Regions from separate parts of the Homo sapiens genome. Here region 2 is linked to region 1. The links are chromatin contacts, found by Hi-C or POLR2A ChIA-PET in ENCODE. All regions are on one chromosome and are shown on one strand. Each heading gives the region's core, a stretch centred on a gene start or an enhancer-like site at or near the end of the contact. The rest is flanking DNA. Distances are from core to core; before and after follow the strand shown. Region 1 holds the start of THCAT155 (thyroid cancer-associated transcript 155). Region 2 has its middle 110 kb from the start of THCAT155.

Region 1 (6,838 bases), core at 3,142-5,641:
TCTCACACACAGAGGCTGCTTTCAGTTACCTTGGCTGTTCACATATTTTCAGGCTGCCCATTTTCCCCCTGCTGGCAGAGTAGACTCCAAGGTGTAAGGACTGTTTTTACAGATTTTTGCATGTTCCACACTGGTATGTGATAATCACTTCACATTGCAGTTAGCAAAGAGGAGGAAATGAAACCCACTCCTGAATTGGAGACAGGAGTGTTGTGTTTCACTGTCTTTGACAGCCAAAAGCCAATTTAGGACTCTGAAAAGCCAAATTAGCCAGGCAAAAAAAAAAAAAAAAAAATTGGGTATCTTCTTAATTCTCCTGAGCTCACTTAAGGACTGAAATCAGTGTTTGCGGAGGGAGGAAAAAGTCACATGGACTATGGTTTTATGGATCATTTCAGCTACAGAAATGAGAAAGTGGGAGAATACTTTCAGTTTGCACTTTTTTGGCAAGACTCCTAAAAGCTAGCAGGATAATAATCATAAACGCTTATTGAGAACTCACCATGTATAAGGCAATGTTCTAATTCCTTTGCATAAATTAACCCTTTTCATCTTCACAACAATCTTAAAAGGCCCAGAGACATTAAGCAACTTGCTCAATGTAGCAACACATCTACTAGGTCCAGAACTGGATTGAAAACCAGGAAGTCTGTCTCCATAGCCTACTAGTTAGTGTACACACTCTGCAGAAACAGACATAGATGAAGACCATCCTCAGAGAACTATGCCTGGTTCCTCCTCTTCCTCAATTCCCTAACCCCTGTAATAATGGGACCACATTCTTCAGCTGAAAGTAACTTCCTGAGGAGAAAGATCTATTAGCCAAAACCACCAAGATACACCATGCAAGAAGTCAGCTCAGTTATCCCCATAACTCACTGCAACCCCTAATCTCATTGTCACATTGTAGGATTTTTTCCAACCTGTAATTATTCCCTCTCCCTGGGCCAGCAAGTCAACAGAACATTCAAAAAAAAAAAAAAAAAAAAAAAAAATATATATATATATATCAGTTTCCAAAGTGACTCTTTGCTAAAACTGTTTCCCAACTCCTGGGGGCTCTCCTTTGAGGTGATAAAACCCTAATCAGGGAGTCATCGCCATAAATAATGCATCATGCATCAGACTTTCACCAAGTATCAGTAAAGCAAGCAGTAGCTCAGGAGGGTCCATTATCCCCCATGGTTCATAATTGGGCATTGTGATTAATCCATTTATCTGCTATTCAGATGAGCACTCCATAGTAAGAGTCGATAATTACTGAATATTGAATAAGTACATGAATAACCAAAATGTACCCATGATTTGACTGGCTTCAGCACCTTGATTCCCAGAATATTTACCCATTTTGAGTTTCAAAGGTTCACAGCAACTAAGTACAGCAGACAGGTGGGGTGGGAGATAGGAATCCCAATTTCCAGGAAGCCATGAGTGACTAAAGCCCATTAGGCTCAAGAGTTTGTTCACAATCACATACATCAATTCAGTCAACATTTATTAACATTTATTACTTATTGTGTGTCAGGCCCACAAATTCAAAAAAAAGTGCATTATCTAATAGACATATAAATAGACACACAAAAAGCCAATTATCTTGCAATAGGAAAAGTGAGAGACAGGCGTTAGGAACACATAAGAAAGGGTAATGCCCCTCCCTGGGGAGAGAGGATAAATGGCAGATCTGGGAAGCCTGCCCAGAGGAGGTAACGTTTGAGCTGGGTCTTGCAGGTTGAAAAAGATTGTTTTCCAGAGAGAAGAAGGAGGAAAGACCGGCACAGGCAGAGGGAAGAGTATGCACAGAAGCATTCACATATGCAGTCGGAGGTCTTTTCCAAGAATTGCATGATGCAGGTATTGATGGGCTTTGCACACCATGCTAAGGAAACTGGGCTTTATCTAGCGTCCTGTAGGCAATAGGACAGCATCCTAAGTTTTTAAAGAGATGCCTGATCATGAGCAGATTTGTGCTTCAGAAAGCTGATCCAGTACAGTAGGATTATGAGGCTTGATTAGAGAAGAGGACAAACAGTTCAGAGGAAAGTGCCTTAGTGAGGGCAGAGGTGAGATGATGTGTCTTGGGCACTGACAATGGGCTGAAGAGGAGAGTGGGACTGGAGGCTTTGCAAATGTTCCAGAAGGCCACAGAGGAGGTTTCTCATGACACCTAGGGAACAGGGGAGAGGGAGAAGAGGCTGGCAGAATGGTGATTCCCTTAGCCGAGGAAGAGAAGCATAGCTGAGTGATCAGGAGAAAGCGTACATGGAACTAACACTATTGCGTGTTTGCCATGTGCCAGGGGCTGTCCTGGCATTTCCTTATACCCATACCTGCCCTATTCCATGAGGAGAATCAGCTCAAGTTAACAGAGAAGGGAACTGAGGTCAGAGCGGTTGAAGAGTGCCCCCAGGGCCACCCATTGCCAACAGTGTCCAGCAAGCACGTGATGTTGATGCTCTCGTACCCTAGCTGGGTACTTCGCTTTGTGGAGGGAGGCTTTGGTCAAAATGTAAGTAGTTTTATTCTTCACTTGCTCCCTTCCTGCCCAATGGTTAGAGTATCTCTCCGTAGCTTTAGCTTTTGAACGAACACTTTCTCCCATCCTTGCCCACCTCCATCACTGCATCTCTCCCTTCCAAAGTATTCCTCTCTGCCCACTCCTCATCTACTCCCATTCACACATGGCATCTTGTTAGAAATAGCAAGGGCAGGGCAAACAGCAATGAATCAGAAGTGGGGGCAGTCTGTGTTTCAGGGCTGACTTAACCCACCAGAAGACTTTCAGCAATTGCTTGACCTCAGCCTCGGTGTCCTCAACTATAAAATGGGTATAAGAAATGAATACTAATCTTTGCTTATCTCACAGGATTGTTGTGAGGATGGAATGAGATAAACAACAAAAAGCAGGAAAAGGTGGCTACAGGATTATCCATCATAGTTGTCCATGAGACTGTGAGCCCCTCCAGAGGAGGGACCAGGTGGTCCTCATGTTTGGAACTTGGGTACCTAGCTTTCCTGGTACAGAGCCGGTGCTTGACAAAGAGGTGTGGAATTCAGAACTAGGACCACTACCACGCTCCCCACCACCCACTGACACACGTGGAGGCGTGCTCCTGCCGCTCTCATCTACCATAAATGCAGGCAAGTCCACAACACCCCACTTTTGGAAGTGCTGCTCTAGTCCTGGCTTATTCCAAAAACAGCCAGTTCCTGGAGGGAAACCAAGTGATTGTCACGCTGCCTGGATGCCTCCGCTAGGCACGTTTGACCAAGTCTGGGTTCTACCCCTTCTCCAGGGAAGTTGCTAAGAACCGATCCGCCAACCTGGCTCACACCCCTCCAAGGAGCCCCAGCTGGGTCTGTCCCTCCCCGCACCGCCTTGGTGCCCCGCACGCGACGTGGTTTTTTGTTTGTTTGTTTTGTTGTTGTTCGCAGGAGCCCGGCCGCCCCTACTGCTGTTTTCATTGATGCCTTCAGCAGAGCTGGCATGTGCAACTGCTGAGAAGGGGGAGCGCGGAGCGGCGGGGGAAGCAAGTAAAAATAGACTGGCGCGCGGCGCTCTGCCTGCTCCGGACGCCTTTAACCCTCGCCGAGGCTGGGAGAGCGCAGCAGCCGCCGCTGCACACTGCGGAACCTGGCAGGGGTCTGCACCCAGACCCCGCGCGGCAGCGGGGGTAGGAGGCAAAGGGAACCGCAAAAACTTTTTCTTAGAAAAATGAGCCGGGGGTGGGGTGAGGTGGAAATGCAGGGAGGAAGCGCCTTCTCGCTTCCAGGGCTCCAGCCACCTGGCAGAGACCGCTACGTGCCCGCTCGCTCCACACTTCACAGAAGCGCGGCCTTGAAGCCCTGGGCTATTTTTAGAAACCCTTTCGGCGGGTGGGCGATCAGAGGGCGGAGGGTGAGGGGAATGGTAAGGATGGCTTTCTGCTGGGAGGCTAGCCGCCTCGCACTACACATCATTCCGAATGTCTGCTCTCAGGTGGGGGCTGGGGAAGAGGAAGTGGTGAGGGGACGGCGGGCACGCAGGCTTTGCCCTAACTCAAGGAGACAGCATTCGCTACTGAATGCCCCGCTGCGTTCAAGTCCCGGAGCGTGTTTGTTTTGAAATTGACAATTGTCAGATGCATGCTGCTTCTAGTCTCTCAGAGAAGGGGGATTTATAAAGCTTTGCTGCCTACGCCGTGGGGTAGGGGTTTTAGCGCAGAGTTAAGAACTCGAGGGAAGAAGACCAGGAAGGGTCTCTCTACCTTTTTGCATTCCGGCAAGACAGAGGGACAATCCCCGCGCCACACCCCCATCCCCGCCCCCCGCTGCATATGGGTAACCATATGTGAAATGTGCGGCAGCCCCACCAGACACCCAGCTATTAATAGAGCCTGGGAGTTTGCTCTCTGTGTCTTTTTCCTGCCACTGAGTAAGGGATGATCTTCACACACATGCCCCACTCCGCCCCCATCTCGGCGCACCGTTTCTCCAGGAAGGTAAGGGGGCTGCCCACGCTGATCCCCTTCGTGACTACAGGTGCCCAGAGCCTACGGAATAGTCCGGTTGTTGTAATGACAGCGGGGTCAGAGGGAGGCGAGGGATCACAGCCTCGAGTCTCGGGACGCAAAGCCCAGCAGGGCTCTCTGCGGCTCAGGGCCAGCTGGAGAGTAGAGAAAAAGGCTGCCGAAGGCGGGGGCCGAGAACACAATTTGCGGAGCTAGAGCGACCTCCTCAAAAGCCCTTGCGGGACGGGTGGCTGCAGACCCATTTCTCACTGCAGCCGGCGGCGCGCAGCCCCCACAGTCCGCGCAGGCTCGGCTGCTGCAGGGGCGGACGCTGTCCCTGGTGCTGAAGGTGGCCGCGGCCCGTGTGCCCTGCCGGGTTTAGCTACCCAGAGGCGGCTCTGATATCTGAGGATTGCAGACTTCTCTCTGGCCCAGATCTGGGCCGGAGGGTCTGTAGGAGGTGCCCGAGTCCTCCTGCCGGCTCGGCCCCCGCGGCCGGGGGCTCTCCGCGCGGCTGCGGGGACGGAGAGCTCGGGAACCGACTCGAGCTTGAAGGGTAAAGCTGAGGCAGCGGCAGGAGACGGTCAAGGCACTGCAGGGGGCAGACCTGGCCCCAGGATTACCCACCCCAGCTCTGCACAAAGCCGGGACCCGGGAGCCCTCACGGAGCCCAGAGGAGAGGGCAGGGGAGCGCGGCTGCCCGGGGTTTGGGACTTGGGGGCGGGAGAAGGGAGCAGCGGGTGGCAGGAGAGGGTGATGGGGTGAGAGTGACTGTTTTGCATTTTCAAGAGGGAGGGGACCTGAGACATGAACTTCCCCCCCACCCCCCACCAACACACACACACACACACACACACACACACACACACACACACACACACACACACACAGGAGGAGGCCGGCAGAAGCGAGCGGGATGAAACTGGGGAAAGTTTGGCACTCGGCGCTGAGCGGCGGCGGCGGCGCGGTGGTCCGGGTGGGCGGCGGGGTCTCCGAGAGCCCCTGCTCGCTCGCCTCCTTACCTCGGTGCTCTCGGCCGCGTTCTCCGCCATTTTCCTCCTCAGGAGCAGGCAGCGGGAGGAGTGTTTCATGCCCATAAGAGCCGGCAAGGGTTTGGTGATACCGAGATAGTAGAGGAGGAGAGAGAGCTGGTGTCGCTTTAAAAGAGAGAGCGAGAGGATGGGAGAAAAAAAAAAATCCAACCCAGCCCCTCAGCTGGAGCGTCGGCCGGCACAGTCAGCCACAGCGGAGTCTGTTCTGCAGTCTCCACTTTCTTTTATTTTCCTCCCTTCTCATCTGCTCCGGATTCCTTCACACGGTTTCAAGTTCTTCTCGTGCCCCCGACCCCCTCCCCGCCCCTCTCCACCCGCGCTGCGGGCTAAGCTCGAGGGAAGCAGCCCCGAAGCCTCCGCGGCGGCGGCGGCGGCGGTCGCGGATCCTCTCCAGGCTGCTCGCAAAGTCCGGCCGGCCGGAGGCAGCCGCCAACTCCTCTCAACTTCTGCCGATCCGCTGGGCGAAGCAACACGCTTCCTGCGCGTCTCTCCTAGGGGCTGAGCCGGGTGAGTGGGGGCGGGGTAGGAGGTTCGCTGGAGCCGGCGGCGGCTGGGCGCAGACCGAGGGCCCCCAGCGCCCCCGGGCCCGCCCCCTCCCCTAGTCTCCGAGGGTCTCGGCCGCCTCCACTCCCTGGCGCTGCACACAACTTACGTGGAGGCCAGGCCCGCGCGGGGGGCCCAGAGAAAGCCGGCGCCGGGCGAGGCTCTTGCAGGTTCTCAGACCCGGTGCGCGTGCTCCCACCTAGGGCGAGGTCCGGGCGAGACCGGGCCACAGTTAACTCGCACCCTCCCCACCCCGGCCCACCCCAGCTCTCCCGCTCCTCTGCCAGTTCCTGGATCCTTCCTCGGCGAATTACGATTTGGGGAACGAAGGGGTGGGTGTCTGGATGGGGGAGGGTCCTTAACTCCTTCAACTCTAGGGGTAAGTGTGGTGTCATTCTTTATCCTTTTCTCTCTCTCTCTCTCTCTCTCTCTCTCTCTCTCTCTCTCTCTCTTTGTACCCAAAGCCCTTGGGACTCCAAGCCCCTTTCAGGCTGAGAGGGAGGGGCAAAGGTGGCGGCCAGAGTGGCTTGGGAAAGAGGGTGGGAGAAAGTCAAATGCGAGACTGCAGTGCCCCCCCCCCCACTCCAGTCTTCCCTGGCAGCCCCCTGCCCACGCATTTCTCTTCTCCCTCCTCACCCTTCCCCCACCATCGCCAGATTTTGAAGTCCCTTTTATGGGAGAGAGGGAGGATGTCACGTACCCGTCAGGATTCTCTTGATCCTTTTTTAAGGGAGTTTGGGCGGCAGCAGGGGGTGT
Region 2 (6,736 bases), core at 921-3,420, 110 kb before region 1:
TTTGAAGTAGGACAGGGGGCCCAGCATCACAGACGACAAGGTTCTTACCTTGTAGTTCTGGTCTCATTTGTTTCTGTATTTATCAAGCCTGGTACATAAACACAGTAGGTAGGTGGATGGATGAATTTGCTGTCCGGTCAAGACTTCAGCTAGCACATTCCTAATTGACCTGCCTTTACATATATGGTTTCTAAAACACTTTCACACTGGGATGATGACAGAGTTCTGGAGATGGATGGTGGTGATGGTTGCACACACTATTGGGAATATACTTAATGACGTTGAATTGTACATTTTTAAATGGTTAAAATTGTAAATTTTATGGTATGTATATTTTACCACAATAAAAAATTTTAAGAAGAAACACTGTCACAACATTTGTGTTCCATGAATGAAGGAAGGATTCAATTCTCTTTGATCCCCAGCAACTGAAGCTGTAAGACGCTCAGTGTTGGTCTCAGGTTATATTAAGAGATGAGAGAGCTGGAAAGGAAGACAAGCTCACGTACAGGATTTGGTGCTTCACTGTGCTTCAGGGGAGGAAACAGCTAGAAATGCACAAGCAGAAATTAACATGCCGTACAAATGCCTCTACCATAACTCCCACCCTCCTTCCCCTGAGGGCCTCACCCCACCTCACCCGACTCTCAGCTCCGCAGTGGGAGGGTGCTCAGTGCTCCTCGACCTTCTACCCCTGCCCACGAACATGCTTCTCTGTTGAGTGTGGCCCCGCACCCTGTAGACAAGCTTCTGGTCGACAGACCTTCATATCCTGTATGCCAACAGGAGCCCCTCGCCTAGCTCCAGAGTAGATCGTCAGAGTGTGTTGAATGACAACAACAACAGAAACAAGTGGCAAAAATCTTGTGTGGTTCCTGGAATTTTGTTGCATTGACTATAGCAGGAGATACATTAATTAACACCCAGAAATATGTTGGTTTTGCAGAGATTTGCATTGTAATAATTTACGGTAAAGACTAGAAATCAGCATAGAAGGATTGGCGCTGGAGAGGGAACCTGAGTATGCAGTTCGGGGATGAAGGGCTGACTTTGGCTTTAAGCTTATTCTGAGGGACTCAGGAGGGCCGGATTAGAACTGGTGATGGCAGAGCGAAAGGATTTCAATTTATCCCAACGGAGGAGTTTATCTCCAACAGTGCTGTCTAGCAAGGAAACAGGCTGCCTCACAGGGTGAACTTTCTGAAGCTCTGCTCTTAGAAATGCAGTTGGGAAATTAGGTACAAAGGATTACAAGGCCCCCATCTACACCCCACAGTCCTGGATCTGAGGGTGAAGTGAGAGGATATAGCACAGGTGGTACAGGGAGTCAGGATGACCTGAGCTAGGAAGATTTCCAGGCCCAGGAGGACGGGGGGCTAGTTCATTTCTCAAGTTCAGTTTCCCTCCTTTAACCCGTCTCTTCTTCACTTTCCTCCCTGTCCTACTTCTTCCTCCTCTTCCCCACCATCCCTCCTCCTCTTTCTACGTCCCCATCAGGGAGGGGAAAGCACCTGGCTTGGAAGTCTATCTAGCCCAGAGCGATTTGCTCGGCAGCTTCCCTGGCGAGGAGGGAGGTGCTGGATCCTGGCCAGAGCCCTGCCAGCTTCCCTATTGTGGCAAGTGAAATCATCAGCTTCACACTGCGGGTCTATTTAAATCAGCCTTTCATGTCTGATGGATTTAAAAATATGCTAGGAGTCGGCATCTTAAATACAAGAAACACAAACAAGCAGATGAAACTGCATTTTTCCTTCCTCTGTGCTCTCCCCGCTCCCTCTCCCCTTCCTTTCCCTTCTCTCCTTCCCCCTCCCAAAGCAACTTTCATTCATAAGGCCCATCTCCCCTGCTCTCCCCTTCCCTCCAGCCCACTCGGTGGCACAGGAAGCCTTTAGTCTGAGCAGTGGCTGGCAGCACAGGGGTCTGGCTTCCCTCAACTCTGCCAGAGACCAGTAAGTACCCCTAACCTCTGCTCCACCCCCCAGGGTGAATGCTGGGTGCCCTCACTCTAGCCAATCCTCCCCTCACCCCCACCCCCGGCCAACGGGGTCTTCTGCATTGACTAGTGTGTACAAACAAGCCCCAGGCTGGCTGAGAATTGGCTCATTACGCTCACTATGCTCCCTCCTCAAATCATAGACAGGAAGGAGACTGTGGCCCAGGCAGGAGGAGGGACGTGCCCAGGGTTTGAGGTCAGTGAGCAGCCAAGCTGGTCCCTGGCCCATTGCCCTTGCTATCCACAGCTGGCTCCACACAAGCCTTGCAACTTCTTCCCACTCAGTGCTGGGAAGGGGGTTCACTGCACCCAGAACCCTACAACTCCAGTAAGGCATCTGTGAGAGTCTCACAGCTTCCATGGCAGCAGGGTTCCCCACATCACAAAGGACGGATATTCACTGGGAACCCTTCTGGGGCTTTGATCTAACCCAATCTTCTCCTGCTGTAAATTAAGCCACATCCCCTCTAATCCCTGGGCATCATTCCTTTGAGACTTGCTAAGTGGTCTCTCATATGCCCCATCTCCTGGCAGGTGGCCGGCTGCCTGGCCAGCACTGCAGTCGCTGGAATCAGGAGATCAGCCCCCCAGACCTGGCAGTACTGCCCTGGCCGGACTGCACTGTGTCCCAGACCACATGAGCCCAGGTGAAGGGGCTACTTCGGGTTCTCAACAGTGGATGCAGGTTCAAATCACCTGCGGGGCTTTTCTTTATTTTTGGTAGTTTATTTTATTTTTTAAAAATAGGTCAGGTGCAGTGGCTCACACTTGTAATTCCTGGCCCAGGTGGGAGGATCACTTGAGGCCAGGAGTTCAAGGCTGCAGTAAGCTATGATTGCACCATTGCACTCCAGCCTGGGTGACAGAGCAAGATCCTGTCCCTAAAAATAGTAATATCAACTCTTGCACCCCCCCGCCCCGCAACTGCTGCTGGAAATTCTGATTTAATTAGAAGCTGGAAGATCTTTATTTTTCAATTGTTTAACATTACTATTATTAGCACCAACAGTAATGAAATGGAATAATAGAAAGCGAAAAATCTCAGAAGCTTGCAAGCATTTTCTTGACCTTAGATCCACTCTTTGATGCCTCTTCCTCTTTGACCACACTGCCTGCGCTCTCTGAATTCTTTAAGAGGATGTTGATGACTTGCTTAGTGCCACACGGCAGGTCATTAGTAAAGCAGAGATCCCAACAGGGTGCTGAGGCCTCCCGAGTACTGCCAGACCCTCTCAGTGGCCCGGACAGCGGTCAGTGCTGATTGTCTACACCCAGGAAGGAGGTGGGCTCAGGGGCTACACTGACTCATCCTGTGTCTGTGGGTGTACAACACACACACACACACACACACACACACACAGATGAAACCACGCACACTACCCATTCTGATTTCATCCCTAACTCTCTCCTCTTTAGTCCTTTTGTTAATGGCCTGAAATACTTCCCACCCAAGTTTCAATACGTGCTGAGGTACCATGCCATACCCTATGCTCTTAGAATATGAAAATAAAGAAATCAAGAATCAAGGAGCTCCAAGTTGGTGAAAGATCTATATCAGCAAACAGGTAGAAAACAATGAGAGAGGGATGATGCAGAATACAGGATGAGCATCCCTAGTTGGAAAATCCATAATCCTCCAAAGTCTGAAATGTTTTGAGCATTGGCATGACGCCACAGGTGGAAATTCCACACCTGACCTCATGTGATGAACCACAGTCAAAACACAGCCAAAAATTTGTTTCGTGCACACAATTATCAATCTACATAAAATCACCTTCCGGCTCTGTGTGTAAAGTATATAGGAAACATAAATAAATTTCATTTTTAGACTTAGGTCCCATCCCCAAGATATCTCATTATGTGTATGCGAATATTCCAAAATCCAAAAAAATCCAAAATCCAAAAAAAAATCCGAAACCTAAAATGCTTCTGGTTGCAAGCATTTTAGATCAGGAATATTCACTCTGTGCTATGGACATTGAGAACTGGACACCCAGTTGCCTCTGGGTGGAGGAATGGGGGTGGGGGGGACTGCTAGTTCCAACAAAGGGGTTCATGATTGGTGGGGGGAAATAACAGAAGGAAATCAGGGAAGCAGGAGAGTGACAGCTGACGGGGCCCAGGCATGCGGGACACACGGTTTGTATGGCCAGGGCGGTGCACAGGATGAGGACTCCGGGGATGGGGGACAGAGCTGGGGCTTCGACAGTGAATGGGAGATGGGAGATCAGAGCCAGACAGCCTACCCTGGGCAAGCAGGAGTTTCAGTATCAGCCTGTAGGTAACAGAGAGCCACTGGTGGTGGGGGGATCGGGGGTGGGGTTTAAACAGGAAAGCGACAGGAGCAGATTTGCAGTTGTGCCTGAAGAAAGAGTAGAAGGATGGGGTGGGAGGTAAGGCCGGAGGCACTTCGAGCATCACCCTCTGGCCAGCTTCCTCAGGCCAGCACAGAGTAGTGGGGGTGGCCAGGGTGCGTGAGGATGGAGGTAAAGCAAGAAACCGCATAAGCAACAACCTCAGCTCTAATGTGTTACGTGTTTATTCTACCAGCCAGGCCATACCTTTAATCTCAGTCTTCCCAGAGTCCGGCGTGCTTCCAGGCTACCCAATTGTACTTCCCCCATCCCAGACTTCAAGTCATTAAATCTCAAACACTGAGTTTTTAAAACTTAAATCCAGACAGCCTCTGATTTCTCAAAATAGGATTTCTCAGAATGAGGTGAGGGCATGGGGATTGCACACTACAAGCTTCAAGTCAAATTACATTTTTGGATTATCCATTACTTGAAATTCTGCAGGTCATAGTCTTCTCCATGAATGTGAATATTCAAAGCCAGCTGTGGCTTGTGGACTGGGAGGGAGTAACATAAAAAGCTACGTGTGTACAGCTGTGTAGAGTTCACAAGTCACTTCCGCAGCACGCCCTGTGGAAACAGAGCCAGGGAGACTGGCGACCAGGGCGAAGTTGGGGGTGGGAGGGCCAGGGCTTATCTGGCCCCAGGACCCCCGGCTTCAGGGCTATAGTCACGGTTGGGGGTGGCAGGGCCAGGGCTTATCTGGCCCCAGGACCCCCGGATTCAGGACCATAGTCACTTTGTGTGGACGCGGCACGAGGTTTGCCTTCTCGACTGGCCATCGCTCCCCAGGCCTCCCTTGATCCTAGACATTACCCGGCTCTGCTCCCCACTCTTCTCCCCTCACAGAGCCCCCAGAAACCACATTGCCAGAGGCCCACTCAATAGAAACACTTTGCAGAGAAACACCTGAAAGAAAATATTGTGAGCGATAATCAATAGGCAACATTAGCAGAGACAAATTAACTCCCCGTGTGGATGAGAGCCACGCGGTCCTGGCCAGATGCCAGCCAGCATCCTTAATCCCATTTGCTCTCAGTTATTAAAATGGTTTTCCAAGAAATGGCCCATCTCTGTAGTCGCACGCTAATGAACGGCAGTCAAGCAACTGAGAAACCTCACATCTTGGTGGTTCAACCCTCCATTCCTCCGGCTACTCACTGGCAAAGCCTCCACGGTGTCTTTCTGCAGCCCGGGCAGGAAATTCTTTTCCTCCTGGAGCGTTTACTTCTCACTCCTACCCCCAACTTCCACCAAAAATAAGCCATTCTACTCTCCTCCACTACACAGTTGGGGGCGGGATCTTCTTAGAAAGCTCTGAGCCCAGGGTCACAAAATAAGAGCTGTAGAATCACAAAAATCACAGTTTCTTTAAGCTGGGTGAGGACCTGAAGTTAATTCTAGGCGAATACCTTCCTCCCATAAATGAGAACACCGAGGCCCAGGGCGGGGGAGAGAGTAGGTTCGGAGATTAGGAGCAGCAGGCAGGTTGGAGACTGCCGTGGGTGCCATGGCATCAAGTCAGCATTCGCTCATTTAGCAAAGATTTACTAAGCACCTGTGATGGGCTAGGGACTTGTACTTGCCACTGACACGCAGCATAAGTGGGATGCAGAGCCTGCCCTCAAGGAGATCACAGTCTGCTGGGGAGACAGATAGACACAAAAACAGATGCTGGAAATGCAGCATGGTGAGGGTAGGGCACAGACGGTGGGCTTTGCTCACCTCCAGAGAGCACGGGAGCCAGGTTGTGGGGCTCAGAAGGGCCGATGTGCCCAAGTCCCGGAGGTGTGCAAAGCCTGGCATAATTCCTAGGAGGAGCAGCTATTCTATACCTATGCATCACATACCTGGCATGCTTCTCATTTAACTCTTACCACAATGCCACCGGGTAGATAATACGACTACCATCATTTGTAAGAAAGGAAACTGAGGCAGAGAGAGGCTGAATGACTTGCTCAAGGTTACGCAGCCAGAAGTGGGAGAATCGGGGTTTGAATATGTTCCTCCGGCTCCAGGGTCCTGTGCTTATTCTTATCTCAGGTCATTCCGGGTCCTCAGTCTAGGACACCATGGGGAACCTCCTGCCGACTGGCCCGTTCCACACTCTGCAACGTGCAGCCTCAGGCCCCGAGTCACGTTTAATGACCTCAGATGCCTGGAAGTCCTGGCCCTGCTCTGAATTCCCCTGGCATTTCTAATCTAGGTATCTCCGAAGCCACCTTTGGAATTATTCCCAAGCAACACAGGATCCTGTGCCTTCTCTCTTTGGCCACGTGAAGCCAGCACTCTGACCCATTGTGGAGAGAGACTGTACTTGGACTTGTTTTTCCCTCTCTCCCTGGGAGAGCCCGGAGTCATCTGCATGTTCTTGTCTGGAGCCCTCAGT

What was found. A loop is a pair of places that touch in the nucleus more often than their neighbours do. ChIA-PET counts read pairs that join two places held with the same protein, here RNA polymerase II (POLR2A). Pooled maps may share reads with other maps.
Region 2: a loop to region 1 is called in a map of heart right ventricle, with 2.6 times the contacts of the local background. The contact joins the enhancer-like site here to the promoter of THCAT155 in region 1. A Hi-C loop is called at or near these places in 4 of 168 maps with a recorded cell type or tissue (heart left ventricle, heart right ventricle and right cardiac atrium) and 5 of 50 pooled maps. POLR2A ChIA-PET finds 5 or more read pairs at or near these places in 1 of 52 experiments (H1).

The regions. Positions count from the first base shown.
Region 1 is chr12:3,490,372-3,497,209 of GRCh38, reverse strand. THCAT155 (thyroid cancer-associated transcript 155) reads left to right here and starts at 4,391. Exons shown (of 2, transcript NR_126055.1): 1 at 4,391-4,478. It overlaps PRMT8 (protein arginine methyltransferase 8), which reads right to left and starts at 6,007. Exons shown (of 10, transcript NM_019854.5): 1 at 5,510-6,007. The coding sequence starts at 5,584.
Region 2 is chr12:3,600,261-3,606,996 of GRCh38, reverse strand. No RefSeq gene overlaps it. Among named protein-coding and RNA genes, the nearest start is that of THCAT155, 110 kb to the right of the region's middle. RefSeq lists an enhancer at 6,241-6,736. Within about 2 kb of position 2,170, at least 4 of the 41 ENCODE cell types and tissues checked have a DNase peak (open chromatin) inside an H3K27ac peak, as active enhancers do; they include heart right ventricle, where a contact is called at or near this core.